2 separate regions of the Homo sapiens genome follow, and region 1 is linked to region 2. Evidence: chromatin loops called from intact Hi-C (ENCODE). Cell type or tissue: gastrocnemius medialis. All regions are shown on one strand. Each heading gives the region's core, and the rest is flanking DNA. Links, peaks and the distances in the headings are about the cores only.

The links. Hi-C counts contacts between places; a loop is a spot of excess contacts. Peaks named below come from ENCODE experiments on the same cell type or tissue, not always from the same donor. Only the 100,000 strongest peaks of a DNase experiment are listed, where the experiment ranks them.
Region 1: a loop joins it to region 2, with 7 times the contacts of the local background. A loop is called at or near these places in 5 of 110 quality-filtered maps.

What each region holds. Positions count from the first base shown.
Region 1 is chr2:230,928,721-230,938,780 of GRCh38, reverse strand. It overlaps a transcript of GPR55 not described here. Among named protein-coding and RNA genes, the nearest start is that of GPR55, 8.5 kb to the right of the region's middle. RefSeq lists a silencer at 9,245-9,374. In gastrocnemius medialis, for the core only: no CTCF peak of the experiment used is centred there; DNase peaks (open chromatin) are centred at 5,430 and 6,010; H3K27ac peaks cover 568 bases.
Region 2 is chr2:230,866,795-230,876,854 of GRCh38, reverse strand. It overlaps ITM2C (integral membrane protein 2C), which reads right to left. Exons shown (of 6, transcript NM_030926.6): 2 at 3,298-3,438; 3 at 1,047-1,235. Among named protein-coding and RNA genes, the nearest start is that of ITM2C, 6.9 kb to the right of the region's middle. RefSeq lists a silencer at 2,575-2,644 and enhancers at 3,005-3,324, 3,525-4,064, 5,990-6,647, 6,648-7,305. In gastrocnemius medialis, for the core only: no CTCF peak of the experiment used is centred there; a DNase peak (open chromatin) is centred at 3,184; H3K27ac peaks cover 576 bases.

The sequences.
Region 1 (10,060 bases), core at 1,437-9,436, 62 kb before region 2:
AGGTCCCGAGATGCCACGGAGCCCACATGGCTGCCCCAGTGCCTCTGCCAGTGGCTGGACAAGAGGCCCTGGCTCCTTGAGCCTCCTCCAGCCTTGCCCTGCCCGCTGCTCCAGCCTCCAGGACAGCCTCGGATTTTCCGGAGCTGGTGAAGTTAAGCCAAATGAGCACCTGGGATCTTCATTTATTCTCTGATCCCAGCATCCTCAGCCCCAGTCAAACTGCCCCAGTCTTTCCTTCAAGTGAAGAGACATCAGGAAATACCAATATTTTTCTAAGCAATATAAAATATTTGTTAAAACCATCTCACAGAAAAACACGGTAAAAGACCAGGTTCTGTAGGAATGGCTCAATGATTTTCTTTCTTTGTTTTTTTTTTTTTTTTGGTCATCTGGTTACAGAAAGAGAACTTTGATTGTATTTCTTACATAGTTTAGAAGGAGTGAAAGGTATTACATCATCTTTTAAAGGAAATTGATTCCATATAAAGCCCACTCTGATGGCCTCACTTCCTCAAATGGCAGTTAAGGGGGCCCTTGCCTGGCCGGCTTCTTTTTATGTGATGTTTTACACAAACCCCCAATTATTAGTATGAGAATGAGTCTAAGCTTTTTTTTTTTTTTTTTTTTTTTTTTTGAGACAGGGTCTTGTTCTGTCTCCCAGGCTGGAGTACAGTGGTGCGATCACGGCTCACTGCAGCCTCAATCTCCTGTACTTAAGTGATCCGCCCAAGTAGCTGGGACCACAGGTGCACACCACCATGCCCAGCTAATTTTATTTATTTTTTTTGGTAGAGATGAGGATCTCAATATATTACCTAGGCTGGTCTCAAACTCCTGAGCTCAAGTAATCCTCCTGCCTCCGCCTCCCAAAATGTGAGGATTACAAGCATGAGCCACTGTGCCCCAAATTTTAGATTTAAATATCTTGTTCTACTGAGTAAATTTTCTCTATTCTGTTTGGTGGTTGTGGCAGCATCTGTGTTTTGTAGTTTGCAGAAATTAGCATAAACATTCTTCTAGATGAGGTCTCTACTACTTGTCTTTTTGAATGAGCCAGGGCAAGACTTTTTTCTATGGTTTACATTTTTACCCCAAATCTACAAAACAAATAATCACAATTTATCATCTAATAACTTTTTTTGGTGACTGTTGGAAATAAATGCTCCGTGCCACAAAGAAGAATCAGCACTCCAGCAAAAAGCTCTCTCGGCAAGGCAATTTACTTCTGCAGAAGGGTGCAACTTGCACCAGTCACGATCACAAGAGCACACCAAGTGGGGTAGGGCAGGGTTTTTATCCCTAACGCAATTAGTTCTTATTGCTGTGTTTTTTCCCCAGGGACCTAAAGCTTTTTGAAAAAGAATTTATCTCTGAGAGTGACAATGCCTCACTCTCTTGCCCAGACTGGAGCACACTGGCACAATCACGACTCACGGGAGCCTCTAACTCCTGGACTCAAGTGATCCTTCCATCTCAGCCTCCCAAGTAGCTAGGACCACAAGTGTGCACCACCACACCTGGCTAATTAAAAAAAATTTTGTAGAGACGGGGTCTTACTATGTTGTTGACCAGGTAGGTCTCAAACTCCTGGCCTCAAGCAATCCTCCCACCTCAGCCTCCCAAAACGTTGGGATTACAGGTGTGAGCCACTGTGCCTGGCCTAGAATACATTTTTACTTAATGTTTCCAGTCGTACAGCCCAACTGAAAATCAGAATCATTTTATTCAAGGAAGCCTATTGTGTTTTAAAGTTTATTAATAAACTTAGGAGACTAGGGAGGTAAGAGGAAAACTAGGGAAACAGGATTTGACATAGGAAATCTGGCTCAGGTTAGATCAAGAGTCCTGACTTCTATTCCTTTGTATACAAGCATAAAAAGAAGAATCATAAATATAAATTACTTTCCCCTTAGCCTCCAGCCAAACAACTTAGTCAGCTTTTGACAACTTGAGTAATACCTCAAGGGAAATTCTAATAATTCATTTTTGTGTTAAGACAACTGTCATCAGACTTATCTCTGGGGATAATCCTGGCCTCAAGGGTTTTATAGACAACTACCTTTCATGAGCCTAAATCCACATATTGGATGCTCTCCTTGGTCCCCTTTGAGCCACTCCTGCAGGCAGAACCTCTATGGACATTGCTGCTGTCCAACAGGATGTTCGTATCAGTCCATTCTCATGCTGCTAATAAACACATACCCAAGACTGGGTAATTTATAAAGAAAACAGGTTTAATTGACTCACAGTTCAGCATGGCTGGGGAGACCTCAGGAAACTTATAGTCAGGTGGAAGGGGAAGCAAACATGTCCTTCTTCACATGGCGTCATAAGAGAAGTGCCAAGCAAAGCGAGGAAAGCCCCTTATAAAACCATCAGATCTCATGAGAACTCACTCACTATCATGAGAACAGGATGAGGGTAACCGCCCCCATGATTCAATTACCTCCTACCAGGTTCCTCCTACGATCCTACGACATGTGAGGATTATGAGAACTACAATTCAAGATGAGATTTGGGTGGGGACACAGCCAAACCATACCAGTGTTCTTGGTTTCCTCTGCCAAAATTCAGTACTGGCCACTGGCTTACCTTCAAGGCTCCTTCACATACTGGCCAGCCTTTGTCTGGAATCTCCCTTTGGCTTTTGCAATTCTCCTACCCCTGACTAACTCCTTTCCACCTTTGTGCATTCCAGTCTCTCTGCCAACCTCTTTAATATTCTCTTCCCCACAGTTCACTCTTTATTTTCTCACACTGCATGTTATTTCCTACAAACTCACAAGCTTCCTCCCTCATGCTGATACTGATGACTCCTCAGTATATACAAGCTGGGCATCCAAAGTCCAAAAGTCCAAAATCTAAAATACTCCAGATCTAAAACTTTTTGTGCGCCAACATGCACTCAAGGAAAATGCTCATTGGAGCACTTCAGATTTTGGTTTTAGGATGCTCAGCCAGTATAATGCAAATATTCCCAACTCTAAAAAAATCCAAAATCCAAAACACTTCTTTTTCCAAGCGTTTCTGACAAAGGATACTGAACCTGTATCTCCATTCCCCTGTGTCGGTATTCCGTACCCTCCGGTCCAAAATGGAACCCCTCTCCTCCCAGCCCAGTCCCAGAGCCCAGGGCTGCATTTCCTTTAGAATTGCCCCATGATCCATCTAGGGCATGCACATGTGAATCTCTGGGTGTGTTGTGTGTGTGTGTTGACATCTGGATGGGTGCGCACAGTTCTGGCTGTGAGCCTGTGAAAGCCTGAGGGAAGACCACAACACACAGCACAATTGTGTGAGACCCTAGGACTCAATCAACTGGGCAAAACCCCTTTTACAGCCAAAGCAAGTCACTCACTCAAGGCCCCCTAGGAGCTTCAGAAGGAAAGACTTCCTGGTAATAAACAGGTCCATGGAGCCCGTCAGCCTTCGCTTCCTGGGCCCCTCATCCAGACAGGAGGCTGCGCTGGGGCTGGGAGTGGCTGCCGGGCTGGGACCACACACTCTAGTTCCTAAGACGTGCCTGCCTCTGTGTAACCTGAGGCCCCTTTTCTGATGTGTTCCAGGCAGCCTGAACTAAAACACCGCCGCTTTGTCTGACCACAGCGCCAGGAGCCTTCTCTTGGAAATGTGGTCACGATGGTGCTGAGGCTGCGGGTCCTGCCACCATCTCTGAGGGAGAGGAAAAGTGCCCCCCACCCCAGGCGTTTCCTCTGAGACCCGTGTGTCTCTGGCATGAAGGGGCCTGTGTGTCACTTGTCCAGGTGGTAGGAAGGAGGTAACCCATGTGTGTCCTGGCAGCCAGAGAGGCTCTGGGCACCCTGGGCGCAGTCAGCAGAATGTAGGGGTCCTGGGTGGGGGTGGGGGAAGCCCAACCCAACAGGACAATGCCCTTCCTTGGTGGGTGGAGTCAGGGTGGGAAACCCCGACTGAAGAGAGGGCTTAATCCCCAAAGCTCCCTTGCCGACCTGCAGTGACGGCTCTTCACTCTTAGGGACTATCTGGGTTTAACACTGAAGGTCCAGAGTCCCCCCAGGAGTCCCATCCATTCTGGGCAAACCAGAACAGATGGTCATCCTCACCCCACCCCAGATAGCAAACAGGGCCACCCCGAGGCGTCCGGATGCTAATCTTCCCCAGGGGAGGCTGACTCCTGCCCAGAGGTTACCAGGAGTCAGCATGGAGTGGGCCCCGGGGAGGGAGGCGGCCGGGCTCTAAGCATTTTGCTAAGCACTTGGGCTGGGTCAGGCTGGCTGTCCCTGGTTCTTCTGACCTGTGTCCTCCTTCCCCTGGGACCAAGAGCTCAGGGTTGGGGCTTTCAGTGGATACTTGTGCTGTTCACAGAGGTGGTCATCTCACATTTGGTCCTGGGAACTAACCCCCATCCCTGAGGGGCAGAAAGAGCAGCTGTGCTGGGGTCGGAGAGAGGCCGGGGACCAGAAACCTGGAATCAGTACTCGGTGCTCGTTCCACAGCTTTTGGTGAGAGAGGTGCAGAGAGGTGCTGGCCCTGATGCAGACCTAGGTTTTGTGATTCCAGGGCCAGGGCTGGGTTAGAAATCACCATATTCTGTCAGCCTTTTGTGTTGTAGGGGCAGGTGGAGAAACAGCCAGTGCAGGGAGGGGTCTCTCCAAATAAGCGGCCCATATACCTAGGCCAGTGCCCCTGGGGGACAGTCCAGTCTATTAGCACTGGAAAGGAGGGTTGAAAAGGTGGGCAAGGAAAGCACCCTGAGCCCAGGTGACAATAGAGGCGAGGAGAGGGAGGCAGGAAGTGACCACAGCCTGACCCAGCACCTCTGGGGTGGTCACCGGAAGCTTTGGGGTGACTGCAGATGTGGCCTCAGAAACTGAAGTCAAGAACTTCAGAGGCTGAGCTCTTGGGGAAGACCTGGTAATGCCTCTCCTAGCGGACACATCCCCTGCATCCTGCATCTCCCACCCCCACAGCAGAGCTTCATCCCGCTGCTGTCACTGCCCCCACCCAGGCAGCCTTTGCCCTGCCAAGGGAGCCCCCGCCCTGCCTCCTGGAGACGCTGACTTCCAGGAGTGGGGAATGCTGCCGGCGCAGGGGCTGCTGCTCCTGGATAAGAGGCAAGCCCTGTAAGGAGAGAGGCCCTGAGTCCCCTGAGTCCAGCCACCACCTCTATGGCCGCTCTGAAAGCCTAAGGGGACTGAGGGTGGACATGAAAGGAGGTTGCTCTAGTTTCTTTGGCCTGTGGACCAACCTGAGGAGGGACAGCCACCCACTGCCACAGGCCAGTCCCCAGGTGGCTGAGAGCTCCCTTGGAGATGGGGGCTTCCTGGAGGGCCTGCCAGGCTGCCCAGCAGCTGCACACCATGGGCTGCCCCGTGTGTTCAGTAGGTTCCTGACTTCCCCTAGCAGGGACATCAGGGTCCCAGGAGACGGTTTGCAGGAAGGGCCAACGGAGGGCAGGTGGAGGATGCGGTGGACGGATGGGAGGGAGATGGGGCAGTGGAGCAGTCTGCCCAGGTGGCTGGAGGCCAGAGAAAGGCCAGAAGGGAAGTCAAGAGCACAGGAAGAGTGAAGAGCAGAGAGGCAGGCCAGGCAGAGAGGGCGGAGGGAAGGGGGGAGCTGGGCGGGGCAGGGGACTTCAGGGGCTTGGCTAGGCCCACAGGAGGCGACAGGGCACAGGACCAGAAGGCAGTGATGGAGGGTAGCAGGGAAGGGGGAAGAGGCAGGAAGGGGCAGGGAAAGGAGTGGGCTGGAAGCAGCCGGGTGAAAGCAGACCCATTTTCCCTTCATCGTTGCCAAAGATCAGCGTGAGAGCACGATCCTGGGGCTCTGAAGTCAGAGTTCAGTCCGGCTTCTGTTCCCTTAGGATTTGTCCTTGTGACCTCACATGTAGAGAATTAGAGAGAGCGAGCGCATGCAAGAGAGAGAGAGAGAGAGCAGCAGTCCTGCCTGTAGCACAGCTACAGGGATGTGCAGACTGAGGCCCTGATGGAGGCAGTCCCAGGCCGAGCCTGGGCTAGAACAGGGTGTGCCTTGTCACAGGAAGCGAGGAGGTGGTGCAAGAGTGGGAGAGAGGCCTGGTTTAGGATGACGGCCAGACACGAAGCAAGAGATTGGGGCTCATGCAGGCACAGCTGGGCAGCTGGAAGAGGCAGGACCTGGCCAGTTTCGAGCCCCACGTGGAGACTGTCCTTGTAATGAACATGTCCTTCTGTTCGGAGCTTTATGTACCTTTATCATATAAACATTCACAGCCATGCTGTCTTCATTTAGAAGAGGTGTAGATCCAACTATTTTAATGAACACTGAAGACTTTCCTTCCATAGTAGCTTCCCCTTCATGTAACGTTATGTGCATTATGTAACAGAATGCAATGTACCTTTACAGAAATCTCTGTAATTTCAAAATGATATAATGCACAAATTAAGACTTCTAGTCACCTTAGATGATAGAAACAATATCCATCCAGCCGGTGGTAATTTTCTGCCTTCAGCACCAATTATGTAGGGAATGAGTTTTTAATCTTGTGAATTCCTCTAACATGTTTCCTGCCCTCTGGATGCCTCCCACAAACAGCTGCAACCACCTGACGGGCAGGCGCCCAGAGAAGGTCGGCGGGCTGGTGGCGTGGAGGTGTTTCTCTAAGCAGCAGAGTACCTTTGTCACTTGGTTGGGTGCAGACCGCGGCTGGTTTGTAGGACAAGGAGCTGGAGCTTCACGCCTCAGAACCGAGATTTTTTTCTGTGAAGTTGGAGGCCAGGCTGTCTGGGGATGGTGAGGAGCTGGAGGTGAGGCCTTGAGGTGTGGAGTGGCCTCGACGGGACCGGGCTGGGGTGGGGCTGCCCTACCACCAGGGAAGGGGTGAGGGGTGCTGGTGCCCTGAGACTGCCATTTGGATGGTTCCCTTTGGCTCCAGGAGCATTGTCCATGGGCTAAAGGGGCTGGGGTGGAGTGGGCAAGCAGGCGAATGGACTGGGCCAGGGGTGGCCCGGGCAGTGGAGTGGGGCACCACTCAGGGTGTGGAAGGAAGGGGAGCAGAGGGGCCCCGCATGCTCTCATGGGGATGGGGCTAATGGGCAGGGGTGAGAGCAGCAGGAGGTCGCACCGTGAGGCCAGACTGTGAAGTGGGGCCCTCGTGGGTGCAGCGGTCGGGGCCTGTGGCAGCAGCAGGTGCACTGTGTTCCTGCTCAGCGTCTTAACAAGTGGGCTTATCAGGCGAGTTGCCAAAACCTCTCAATGCCTCCATTTCCACCCTGTAAAGTGGGAGTGCCTGTGGGTCCTGCCTCATGGGGTTGGTGAGGGTTCAGCAAGGTGGGACAGGTAGAAATCGGCCTCTCTAGGTGCCATCTCCTAGGCCCAATCCCAGCTCTGCATCAAGCTCGTGGTGCACATTTGGGCACAGGGCTCCAGCCCTCTGTGCTTCAATTTCTTCCTCTGTCAACAAGGCTGTTGATCGTTTGCACCTCCCAGGGTGTTTGGAGAATGAACAGACTTAATTTGTAAAGTGTACTGCCCTCGGCGTGGTCCTCAGGACAGGCAGGGTCAGTGTTGGAGGGAGCTGTCACCATTGGCAATGACGTCTCCTTGAAGAGTCGGGAGGACTTGGGGTGGAGATGAAGACTGAGCCAGGTACTGGAGTGTGGTGTGCCCTGGAAGATATTTGATGGCATTAAAGAGCAGAGGTGGTAGCTCTGCATGTGGGGTAAGGCTCTCAGGACAAAGCGTTTTGCAGGAGAATAGGGTGTGAGTGCTGGCACAGTTCCCGGGGGAGTGGCGGGTAGGTAGGGCAGGTGGGGACCTCCCCATAGCCTTCACCTGTCAGCCCCTCAGTATTGGAGAAGATTTTTTTACCTTCCACCCCAATATATACTTTTTAAAAATCAGAATTAAATAAAAGACTTTCAGGAAGGAAATGAATGTCCTAGTTACTCAAACTACAGAAGGGTGAAGATAGGTTCATTATTAAAGTGCTACAGGATAATTCATGGAGACGAACGACACAATTAACAATTTCCATGCCGCAAAACAAAGATAAAACTGAGCCAGGCGCAGTGGCTTAAGCCTGTAATTCCAACATTTTGGGAGGCTGAGGTGGGTGGATTGCTTGAGCTCAGGACTTGGAGACCAGCCTGGGAAACATGGCAAAACCTCTCAATGCCTTTGTATTTTGTACCAAAAGTACAAAAATTAGCCAGGCGTGGTGGCACGTGTCTGCAGTCCTGGGAAGTTGAGAGGCTGAGGTGGGAGGATCGCTTTAGCCCAGGAAACGAAGGTTGCAGTGAGCTGAGATCATGCCACTGCACCCCAGCCTAAGTGAGACTCTGTCTAAAAAAAAAAAAAAGAAAGAAAGAAAAGAAAAACAAAACAAAAAACCCAAAGATAAAAATGTCTGTGTGTAGGGGAGGTGGGAAGGGGTGAAGTAGGGAGAAAAGACTCAACACGTAAGAAGAATAGGAATTCAATAGCTAAAGTGGAAAACAGAATATTAGGCTCCTGATGGGCATGTGGGCAAAGGAAATAGTACACTTTATGCAACAGGAAACATAAAAGAAAATAAGTATTTCAAAAGGGTCCACCATCTGCTCACACTCCTATCCCCGTGTCCCTGAGAAATAAACAAGTGTAGCTCAGTAGCTGTGACCTGGTGGCCTGGACAGGGAGCTGCTGGGAGGCCAGAGGGGGTACTCAGAGGTGAGCAGAATCCCCTCATTCCTTGACTCCTGGCCCCAAGGCCCAGGTGGGAGGCGGGGGGGTCCTGGCTGCCCGGCGGGAGTGGAGGGAATGCTGGGAAGCTGTTGCCAGGGTTTAGCCCAGGACTCTGCTCCCTTGAGCGCCAAACCTCAGGAGGGCCTCAGGAGGACCTGGATGAGACAGAGCCAGAGGTGTTCACTTGGAAGCATTTGTTTAATGTTCACAAGACATTCAGTGGCTCCATGTGCCAGGGGAGCCATGGGACAGGGTGGGCTTCCAGAATTCTCTCCTCCCCTGCATTTGGCAGCAGGGGAAACTTGGGACGTACAGAGACCTGTGCTCTCTGTAAACTTCGTAGTAAAGGGCCTCCTCTGGATGCCGTGGGCTTTCGGTGATAAGACAACCATTGCATTTGAAGACCACCTTTGTCCAACTTCTGCACATTCTGGGGGCTCCAAGCCCCATCAGGGCCATCAACAGCCATGGGCAGGATGACTGCAGGGAGAAGCTTGGTGGCTCTAAAAGAATTGGCTGGATCATGACAAGAACAGAAGGCACAGATATCTGAGCATCTGCAACCTTCTCCTGTAACCTTGATGTTACATTTCCAGTGAGTGACAGAGGGGCACGTGGGGTGACATGGGAGGGGAAGGCTGCATTCTGGACAGTTGCTGCCCCCTTGCGTGTTTTACTCCCTTCTGCCTTGACATTAAGCATCACTGACCTCAGCCACCATGGGCCCACTTTCAAGGAGACATCTTCAATTGCTAAGGGGGATTATCAGGGCCCCGAGTTGGGGGGCTTGGGGGCACGCACCTTCCTGTCTTTGTGAGCACCTAGGGGGCAGGGTGTCAGTCCTCAGGGACTTGGCAAAGGCTCCAGGAACGGGCTTCGTGTGGTATAGCACCCAGCTGACCGTGCAGGGGAGTCATCCGGGCTCAATGTTTAAGTGGGGCTTGGTGGCCGGATGCAGTGGTTCACACCAGTAATCCCAGCACTTTGGGAGGCCGAGGTGGGGGATCGCTTGAGTCCAGGAGTCCGAGACCAGCCTGGGCAACATGGCAAAACCCCATCTCTATTTTTACAAAAAATAAAATAAAATAAAGAAGTGGGGCTTGGGAACAGAAGTGTTCCCGGCAGAATGGGAGGGGAGAGGCCAGATGGGGAGCCATAGGATGGGGCCTGGGGCAAGTCCCTGCCTAGCCCAGCTCTTGGAGCTCAACCCTTTGAGTCTGTCTCCAGGCCGCACCTGGAGGGTTGGAGCAGAGGGTGGGGGCAGGTGCTGCTCATCTTCCTCTCTTTGCCTCTTCTTCCTGAGTTCCCCTGCCTTCCTCTCTCTGTTGGGGCTTCCTCTGATTTTTAGGACCCCTTTTCCTTGGATCATGAGGGTCTC
Region 2 (10,060 bases), core at 1,213-9,212:
GGCAGGAGAAGGGGTTGGGTCAGTCTCTGCAGGAGGTGACAGCTGACCCAGGCAGGGCTGCAAGAAGCTTTGGCCAGCCAGGCGCGGTGGCTCATGCCTGTAATCCCAGCACTTTGGGAGGCTGAGGCGGGCGGATCAAAGGTCAGGAGATCGAGACCATCCTGACTAACATGGTGAAACCCCGTCTCTACTAAAAATACAAAAAATTTGCCAGGCGTGGTGGTGGGCACCTGTAGTCCCAGCTACTCGGGGGGCTGAGGCGGGAGAATGGTGTGAACCCAGGAGGCGGAGCTTGCAGTGAGCCGAGATCGTGCCACTGCACTCCAGCCTGGGCGACAGAGCGAGACTCTGTCTCCAAAAAAAAAAGCAGCTTGGCCAGCAGGGGCAGGAGTCCCACCATGCCTTCCTGGGACCCTGGGCCTTCAGGAGCAGAGTCCTCTCCAGACTCCTCAATACCTGGGCGGGCACTCCCTTTTCCTGGTCTTCTCTTAGCCTGTTGTAGAAGGTGCCACATGATAGAGGAAAATAGCAGCTGATTGCTAAACGCCTCTGTTGTTATAAAGCTTCTTCTCATGTTTACAGAGCTGAGGTTTGGGGAACATGGTAACATCCCAGCTGTGCATTTATGAAACCTGTGAGGGCCAGCCATTCCTGGGACAGCCTGGACCCCAGCGAGAGATGCCCTGTCTCAGGACCCATGGGGGTTACATGAATACGCATGAGACCCACTCTGCAGAGACCCGCTGAGCTGTACACGCAATGCACTCGATGGTGAATGTACTACCCCTCGATACAACGCACTGGCCCTGCCATGACAGCCAGCGTGCAGCTGGCAGGAGGCTGAGGAGAAAATCAGCCTCGGCTGCTTCATACTCAGCAAGAACCATTGTTGCTAACAGGAGAAAAGCAGTGTCTTGAAGACCCTGGTAAGCCTAACCGTAGACACCTGCTGTACTCCGAGGAGTCTCCTTTCATCCCTGCTCCCCTTGCCCTGAGTCCCCGGGACACCCTCCCACCCCCCACCCCCAGGCCCTGGCCAGCCTCACCCGCTGGAAGTCATGGATGATGTCTGCAGGGTCACCGCCGCCAAACTGGGGCACAGGCACGTTGATGCGCTCGTAGTTCTCGTCGAGGTAGATTTTCACATCCTCTTCCAGCTCCATCTGAGTCCGGACCTGGGAGGACAGGGAGTCCTCATACAGCACACCACAGCGGAAGAAGTTATCTCGGGCCAGCTGAGCAAGGCGGAGAGACAGACAGACAGTCAGAGAGGCTGGTCATACACGCACTCCGTAAGGCCCCCTCTTGCCTACCCGTCCGCTACATGCCCCAAAAGCCTGCGGAAGCAAGAAGAGCAGGGACTGTGAGACCCATTTCGCAGATGGAGAAACTGAGACGGTGGGGCATCAGGTCAGGGTCTGGGGCTGCCAGTGAGGAGATGAGCTGATTCTTGGGCAAGGCGCTTCCCAGCTTCACAAACGGAAGGGAGGATGAGCTGGGTCTGCCAGGTTCTAGGTGGCAGACCTCTCTGGGCCTCAGTTTCCCCATCAGTAAAGCATGATGATCCCTAAGGTCCCTTCTGGCCTCCAAGTCCTTGAGTCGGTGACTGGGAAAAGGGGTGGCCCAGCAGGACTAGGACCTGGCCACCTCCGTGCCCTCCACAGAGGTGCAGACACCAGAGAAAGAGCCTGGGGTTGGCAGGGGGTCAAGGACGAACCTAAGAGTTGGGCACCTACGCCTGTGCACGACTGCCTTTCCTGTCACCTGCTGTCCTGGCCTGCAGACCTGGAGGGGCCTAACACGGCGGGTGGGGAGGTGGAGCTGGAGGCAACACTGTTAAGAGTCTTGTGCCCCTATCACGGTTACCTCCACATCCAGCCTCGGACAAGTGCCATCGCCCTTCCTGGATATCCCTGACCCCTGTCTTGGAGAAACCTTGACAGACACTGTGTCTGGTGGGCCAGTCCAGTCACTCCATCAGTAAGGGAGGCCAGGCAGCCTGGTGTGATCCCATCAACTGAATGGCCGGGCGGGCCAGTCTGCCCACTCTTACTTCTGGAGGGGGCTCCTGGAGGGGCCTGTAGATACATGCTTGGGACTGCCTGGCCTGGGATCGGCAGGATTCCACCGTCTGTTTGATTCAGTGCAAGTTCTCCAGGGAGGATGCGTCATCGCAGCATGGGGGGCTCCTGTGGGCTGTGCGGGGATGAGAGCCCAGGGAAGGTGAGGCTCCGGGGCTGCATCCCACAGTGGCTGGACACCCCGAATACTGTCCCAGGGCACAGACCCAGGGGCTGCTGGGAGGTGTCCACACAACGAATTGGGGTGTGGGGAGAAGGGTGTGAGTCGAGGGTGGAACAGAGGGGACCAGGAAATGCTGGCCCAGGTCCTAGGGTAGGGCCACAACAGGAAGAGGCCTGTGGGAAGGTCCCACACAGGACCCTGGAACGAGGGGGACGCAGGCCATGGAGGGAGTGGGGCGGGGCAGGGGGATGCTGCACAGAAAGGAAGGTGATGGGTGTATGTGAGCTGAGCTTTCAAGGGGAAAGCCCCGTGAATGCAAACTCTTCAGCAATTTCCATCGTGGAAAAACTGGGGGACAACAAAGTTAAACGCTTAGGAGTGGGAGGTCACTTGGGTCATAAATGACTGGCAAGTCCCACCTCTTTGTCACCCTGAGGTTCTCTGTGAGTTGTACGTAGGTTTATCCTTTTAATTTACCTACTTTCATTTCCAAGCACACAGCGACACTCCCTCCCTCCCAGGTCTGGGTTGGCCCAGCTTTGTGCCCAGGTCCCCCGGGGAGGGGGATGATAGTTGGCAGCAAGGACACACTCCTGCTTCTGGAAGGAGGTGGTGGAGACTCTCTGTACCCACCCCTCTCCCTCTCTTGTTTGGTAACCCAAATGTCCATGCACAAGCACAGTTAGGTCAGCCTTAAAGCGTGACCTGCAGGTGCAGGGTCTGAGCTGTGGAGGGGGATCACAGTTCCAGTTTCTGCCAGATCTGAGTTTCTGGTGAGAATTCCCCAGGGTGACCCTGTGGGGCGGGCCCAGTGCTGTCACCCGGATTCATGCTTGGCTCCCCAGGACAAGGGGCTAAATGTGGGACTGGCCTGCATCCAAGGAGGCCCCAAGGAGGAGGGGGCACCCCAGTCTTGTGGGCTGGCCGGGCACTCGCTCCCACCTGAGGGCATGTCTGGGGCTTCCTGCTGCCCCCTTGCAGACACTTCCCTCCATGCCTCTCTAGACATGACCCTTTCTCGAGGCCTTGCCCCTACCTGGCCCGGCCCCTCACCTGCGCAAGGAAGAAGTATCTGTAGATGTAGACAGAGGCGAACACGAGGCCCATGAGCAGCACGACCATGCCCATCGACAGGTAGCACACGCCGCCCACTGAGCCCCCCCTCTTGGATCGATGTTGTGGGGGCTGCTCCTCCTGTGGATAGCAATGCTGGGTCAGTGGGGGCCAGGGCCCCTCCCCTGGAAATCCCCCCTTCCCTAAGTCAGGCTTCACCTGCTGGCTGGGCCCGGAGGGAGTCTTGGGGGAAAGGGAGGGAAGGAGATGACACCTAGAAGGGAAAGGAAGGCCCACCAGGGTCACCCGGACTCGTCCTGGCTAAAGAGAAACCGAGACAAACCTCGAAAGAGAAAAGGAGACACACCTCGAAAGAGAAACCAAGACACACCTGGAAGCCACCGAAAGAGATGCAGTGGGTTCAGCAGGTGCATTTTGAGTTATCTGAGCTCTTAGGCCTCTTGCTTATACCAGCCGTGACCGTGGTATATTCTTTCAAACAGAAGATAGGGGATGTGCCGACCTGGCCTCGGTGACTTTAGGGACTTAGAAATCTCTGTAGGAATTGAGACACACCAGGCAGGCTGGGAGCTGCTGCTCTGGACGATGGGGAGCCCGGGAAGGCTTTTGAGCTGGGGAGTGACAAGATCCACTCTAAAACCAAGGTGCAGAGGGTAGACTAAAATGAGGACAATAGGAGGTGGGCAGGCTGTGTAAAGGCTGCTCAACTCCACCAAGGAGGCTGTGACTGATGGGGGCAGGGGCTCCAGGAGCCCCATGGGGTCTGGGCATGGGTGCTTGTCCCCAGCCAGGGAGCTCTAGGCCTGTGATCCACACTGGCCCCCCACAGGCACCGACCGGCAGTCAAGCAGGCTGTTACAAGTGGTGTAACAGCTACAGGATGAAGCCCGGAAGCTTCCATCCACCAGGGAGCTCCTGCCAGGAGAGAAATGTGGCTGTCCGGAAGGCCAGGCTAGAAGGATCCTGGAAAAATCTGCTCTGGGAGCCAGAATTGGGCTCAAGATCATAGCTGCAGGGCTGCCAAGAAGCCAACCTAACCCATCTCCAGGCCACACATGTGTGGGGTGGTGGACGTAGGTGTGTGAGTATAAAATTCAACAAAACTGCTTTACCCAGAGCACTGACGAGAGCCAGCCAGGTGAGCTTGGTCAATTTCCTGTCTCTTCTCCTCCCTACCTCCTATGCCTTCCCCCGGGCCCTTGCTCACCCTTGGAGATAATGCAAAAGCCCCGGGGCCAGTCTCTGCCTCCAATGTTCACCATTTAATCCTTCCTCCGTGGTGTCCACATACGGCCAAGAGTGAGGTTAGAGGTCAGTCCCTGCGGACTGCCGCAGTATTGGGGAGAGGAGGGGATCCAGCCCCAGAGCCTGAAGCTTCTCATTCTGGCTCTGCCACTACCTGCCTGCTTAGCACTTTCTGGGCCTCGGCTTCCCCATCTGCAAAATGAGCAGGTCAGACCAAGTGACCTCTCAGGCCCTTTCCGGCCAGGCGTTCTGGGATGGGAACAGATTTCCTTTCTCCCTTCCCCCTGGAGGGGGGTGGTTCAGGCCTAAGTGACTCAGGACAGGCCCTATCTCTCAGCACAGCACAGGGGTCCTGCCCTGGGGGCGCCTGCTTCGCTCCTCAGGTTTCACCTCCCACCCTTTTAGAGCACAGGGGAGTGTGGGGCCTGGGCCCTGGGGAGCTGAGGGTCTGACCCGCCCTGCTTAGGAAAAGGACAGAAAATGTCTGGAGGACCCCCCCTTCACTGCGGACATGCGTGAGCAGGTCAGCAGGCCCCCAGCATCCTCACCATGGGGTGCCCCTGCCTGTCCTGCACCCTCACACTCAAGTCTGCCCGCAAGGGAGCCTGCTGGGTGGGTGTGGGAGGTCAAACCACTGCCCGCACTGCCTGGCCCATGAGGAGGCCGGGGCCTCTCCCCACCTTGCCCTGCTTTAGGGGTCCCGTGATCATATGGACCACCTGCCCACTGTCATCTCCTCAGCAGCCAGGGGCACTAACCAAGGTCACCAGCAAGTGACGGGCATGGCCACAGTGCACAGGGCCCTCAGGAACAGCTGCTGGCCACAGGGGGTTGGGACTAAATGGCTTTGGTTTTCCAATGGACTCCCGGGAGCAGCAAGAGACGGGGGTGACACCTTCCGTTGGCATCTCCCAGGGATCGAACCACCCAGGAGCTCTTGCAAACCAGGCACCAGGGATGCCCTCCTGCCCCTCTGGCGCTCCTGAGCAGGTCTTAAGGAAAGGTGGCTGACCCTGACACAGGCCAGGCTGCCTACAGCAGCTGGGAAATCTGCCCTCGGGACACAACAAACACCAGGGCTCAGATTGTATTTAGGGGTCAAGTGGGGCTACAGGCCCAGCGGGGCCCTGCAACCTCCCCCTTCTCGGGTCTCCCATGCAAAATGTGGACAGACTCTGCGTGACAGGGGTTTTGCTGGGATTAAACGAGACAAAGAACCTAAAAGCCCTTTGTAAAGGATCAAGTGCTAGATAAAAATAGCAGATCTTTATCAGCCGAGCCTTTCCTTTTTAGGGCTGACTCTGTGGACAGCTGTTGAGGCTGCATTGTGGCCAGACTTTTGCTTCTGCATTCTGGAAAACCAGGGAAACTAGCTTGTGAGATTGCTAACAACCAGAAAGACAGAAAAGGGAAAAAAAAAAAAGTCAAAGCGCTACGTGGGAGAGCCCGAGGGCCTGCTCCACAAATCAAATTCACCGACAAGGTGAGGCCTGCTAGCTTTATGGCAAAGGGCAGCCTCGCCTTTCCGCCTTTCCGCCTTAATGCTGGTCTGCAGAACTTGAGCTGGGTCCCGTGTCTCCCTGTCCTGGGGGAGGGGCTGGGCTCGGAGGCCCCACCGAGGGAGGTTAGAGAAGACAGAGCAGGGAGAAGGTGAGGCTTCCACGGCCCCAGCTGAAGAGCAGCAGTGGCAGGTGTGGCAGAGAAGGGCAGGGGTTCCTGCCAAGACCCCTCACTGTGAAGGCTGGGGATCCCCCACCTTACCTAGACTGCGGGTGGGCACTTCTCTCTCATGGCCCTGCTGATGTCCCCCAGCACACACCCGGGCTCAGCCACGCTGCCACCCTCCCAGCTCCGCTCCAGCCTGCAGAGCCAAACCCTCAGAGGCACCATTATGAGCAGAAGTGCAGAAGGCAGCATTACAGGCTACCAGAAAGTAGACAGGAAAGCGCAGATGTCCCTGCTTGGAGGCGAAGGCATTTCCTCCATAAAGCCCCACACAGAGGCAGAACTCCTAAATCCCGCCCCAGCGCTGCCTCTGCCTACTGTGCCCAATCAACACCAAGGCTCAAACACCAAAGCCCTGGAACCCTCACTGTCCCTTTGGCCCTCAAAGCAGCCTGTGATCTCGGGGTATTTACACCTGTCTGGGGACAGTGGGGCATCAGGGAGCCTGGGCTCAACCCAGAGCCCTGGCCCCTTGGGATCCCTGGTGCCCAGCTCACTAGAAAGATGGCCGAATGGCCCACCTTCCTGAGACCCCAGCCGCACCACCTATCATGCTGGGGACCCAGAAAAATGTTGCTCCCCATAGGAAGCAGTTACTGACAGTGAGGTATCTGAGGAGGGGGGCTCCCATTTAGATAGTAGAAAAATATTGCATATTGTTTCCAAGGCAACAGAGCTCTCTGAGCGAAGGGCGCATGAGCCGGAAGTCCAGGGACCCGAGAGAGGCCTGGGCCTCTCCCTGCAGGCTTAAACTGAGACCCACAGGGGCACTCATTAAATGATTTACCAAAGCCAGGGCCAAAATGGTCAGGGGGAAACCAGCCAACTGTAGCATTAACTCGGCAGACCCCCACAGCTGGAAGGGAGCGCTCCCGGGCCCCATCCCCCAGTAACAATGTCCAAATTAACTGCAAGCCGATTTAACGATGATTGCAGATTGCAGCCTGCCTGGAGGGGTTCGGCAGCCAGAAACGCACTCCTGAGGCCCAGGCTGAGAACAGGGAAGATGGGGGTTGGGGAGGCAGTCTCATCTCACCTCCCCCACATCTCTCCTGGTCCTCAGCAGCTTTCTTTCCCAGGCTCCAGACCACAGAGGCCAGGGCACCCACCGAGTGTGTGTGTCTTGTATGTGTTCAAGACAGAGCCTAGCTGGGGGAGAGGAGAGTGGGCAAACACTGTCCACCTGAGCACACAGAGCCCAGTGGTCCAGAGGCACAGATGCCATCTGCCAACAGGGTCAGGGGTCCCCATCACTCTCCTGTCCTCCCTTCCAGACTGCAGGCCCCACGGGCAGCATCTGTGCAGATGCGCTCTCGGCTTGGCTGGGCCAGGCGAATTCCCTCTTCTCTTCCATCCCTGATAGTCAAGGCATCTCCAGACAACAAAAGCTCACTGCTGGAAGAGCCCTCATGGGGAGAGGGAACTTGGAGAGAGTGGGGCGGTGGACAGAGGGGCTGGCCAGGTTGTGCCTCTGTGATTTCACCATAAACATTTTTTCTCCACACTAAGAGAAACTCATCCTCACTGGCAATCTGCTGACGGTCTTGAAACATGCAAGGACTGCTGAGAGAAGAGAGCAGAAATGAGGGAATGGAGAGAGAAGCGGCAGGAAAGCAGAGAAGCCACCGTGGGGCCTGCCGGGGCGCCAAATCCCAGGAATGGACGACAGCCATGAAAGTCCCCACGCTGCCACAGGGAAGGACCTGGATGGAGCAGGGCCGCTGCTCCACAAAGTGCTTTCGGGCCAGGCCCTCTTGGCCAGTGGGCATCAGGACACTGGGGTAGGGCTAAGCTGGCCAGATTTGCCCTCCTGGCTGGCACGGGACCCTCCCCCAACCGCTCCAGGAGACCCAGCTCCTCCTGCCGAGGGCCTGAGACCAGGACACACTAGGAAACTGAAATCTGATCCCCAGGTATGCAGGCTGGGGAGGGGGTGACACAGGACCATTAATCAAAGGCAAATGCCAAGGAGAAAATTACAGAGGTAAGAAGATGATTGTATTTAACTTGTTTTTCTCCCCTTACAGCCCCAGCTCGTGAGCCTCTACATGCCCACATCTGTGCGTGCATGTGTGTGCATAAGTGTGTGTGTGTGTGTGTGTGAGTGCAGGCACAGGCAGGGTGTGGGGAGAAGGGGCAGGCTAAGAGGGGCATGGCCAGCCAGTGGGCCCCCAAAGGGGAGGAGGGATCCAGTTGGCGCTGGGAGGGAGTGCTTTGCTGTCCCAGGGGGTGCTTCCGGTCCAGCCCACTTCCCAAGCTGGCAGTGTCCCAGCTCCTCATTATCTCAGAGTCAAAACACCAGGGGGGGAGGCCGGGCAGCTGGAAGCCCAGCTGGCCCCCACCCCCATCCCTCCCTGGCCCACTGAGGCACTTCCTTCCAGTCTCAGGTCCACAGACAAAATCCTCCTTGTGTTGCAGTTTTTGCTCAGAAGCAGGGGCAGTGCCCACCGAGAGGGTGCTCCTGCCGCCTCACCCTGCCCCCACCCCGCCCTCACTCTGGGCCTGGACACAGGTCAAGAACTGCCCCAACGCACAATCATCTGTTCACCGCACAATCATCTGTTCACCGAGTGCTCCTCCTGCGGATCACTTTTTACATCTTGTTTTGGGCCGGGTGTGGTGGCTGACACCTGTAATCCCAACAATTTGGGAGGCTGAGGTGGGAAGATCACCTGAGGTCAGGAATTTGAGACCAGTCTGGCCAACATGGTGAAACCCTGTCTCTACTAAAAATACAAAAATTAGCCGGGCATGGTGGCAGGTGCCTTTATTCCCAGCTACTTGGGAGGCTGAGGCAGGAGAATCACTTGAACCTGGAAGTGAAGGTTGCAATGAGCCAAGATCGTGCCACGGAACTCTAGCCTGGGTAAAAGTGAGACTCTGTCTCAAAAAAAAAAATAAAATAAAATAAAATAGATAAAATAAAATAAATCTTGTTTTGGAGTCCAGTTCAGACACCAAGGAGGGTTCTGGGGTCACTGCCAGCCAGAAGAAACGTTTTAATAAGCTTTCCTGGGCATTCCCAACAGTACGGGACAAAATCTACACGCCCTGCCCTGAGAAAGCAGCCTCCTGGCTGCCATCCCTCGGCTCACAGAGCTACAGCTGAGAAATGGGCCTCCTGCCTGCTCACTGCTGGGGGCAGGAGACGAGGCCTGGCTCCTTGCCAGAAACTGGGTAAGGAGGAAATGTGCGGGTTGGCCAAGTGGGGCAACAGGAGGCCCGCAGAAGTGAACTGTTTCCAAGGCTCCAAATCTAGCAGGTGATGGGCAGAGCCAACTTGCAACACCTAAAGTCCCTCTGCACCACGCCAGGGCCTTGGGAAGCTGTGAAAGTTTACTAACATGCAGTTCTGTCCTAAAGATGCCAGGATTCTAATTCTTTCCCCAGATCGCATAGTCCTAAGCTCCCCCTTGCCAATTAGAGAGGGAGGGGACCCTGCCCAACTGACAAAGTTTGAGGGAGGAGGTACTCAGCAGGCTCAAGGCCATTACAAACAGCACGCAGGAAGATGTTGATATTTCCATTTCATGCTGGGTGAGGGGGAAGAAAGGACGCTCAATTTCAGAGCCTGATGAGAAGCCAGAAGCTAGGATGTCAGTTATGCCCCGAGATGCAGGTCTCTGTCAGACTGCCCAAACCCATGCCATCAGCAGGCTGCGGCTGGAGAATGTGCCGCTCCTGCAAAATCTGGGGGACCTTCTGATGGAGTTGGAATAACACCCTCCCACTGTCTGACCTGGTCCTCCCTCCTCAAATATCTCCAGGAAGA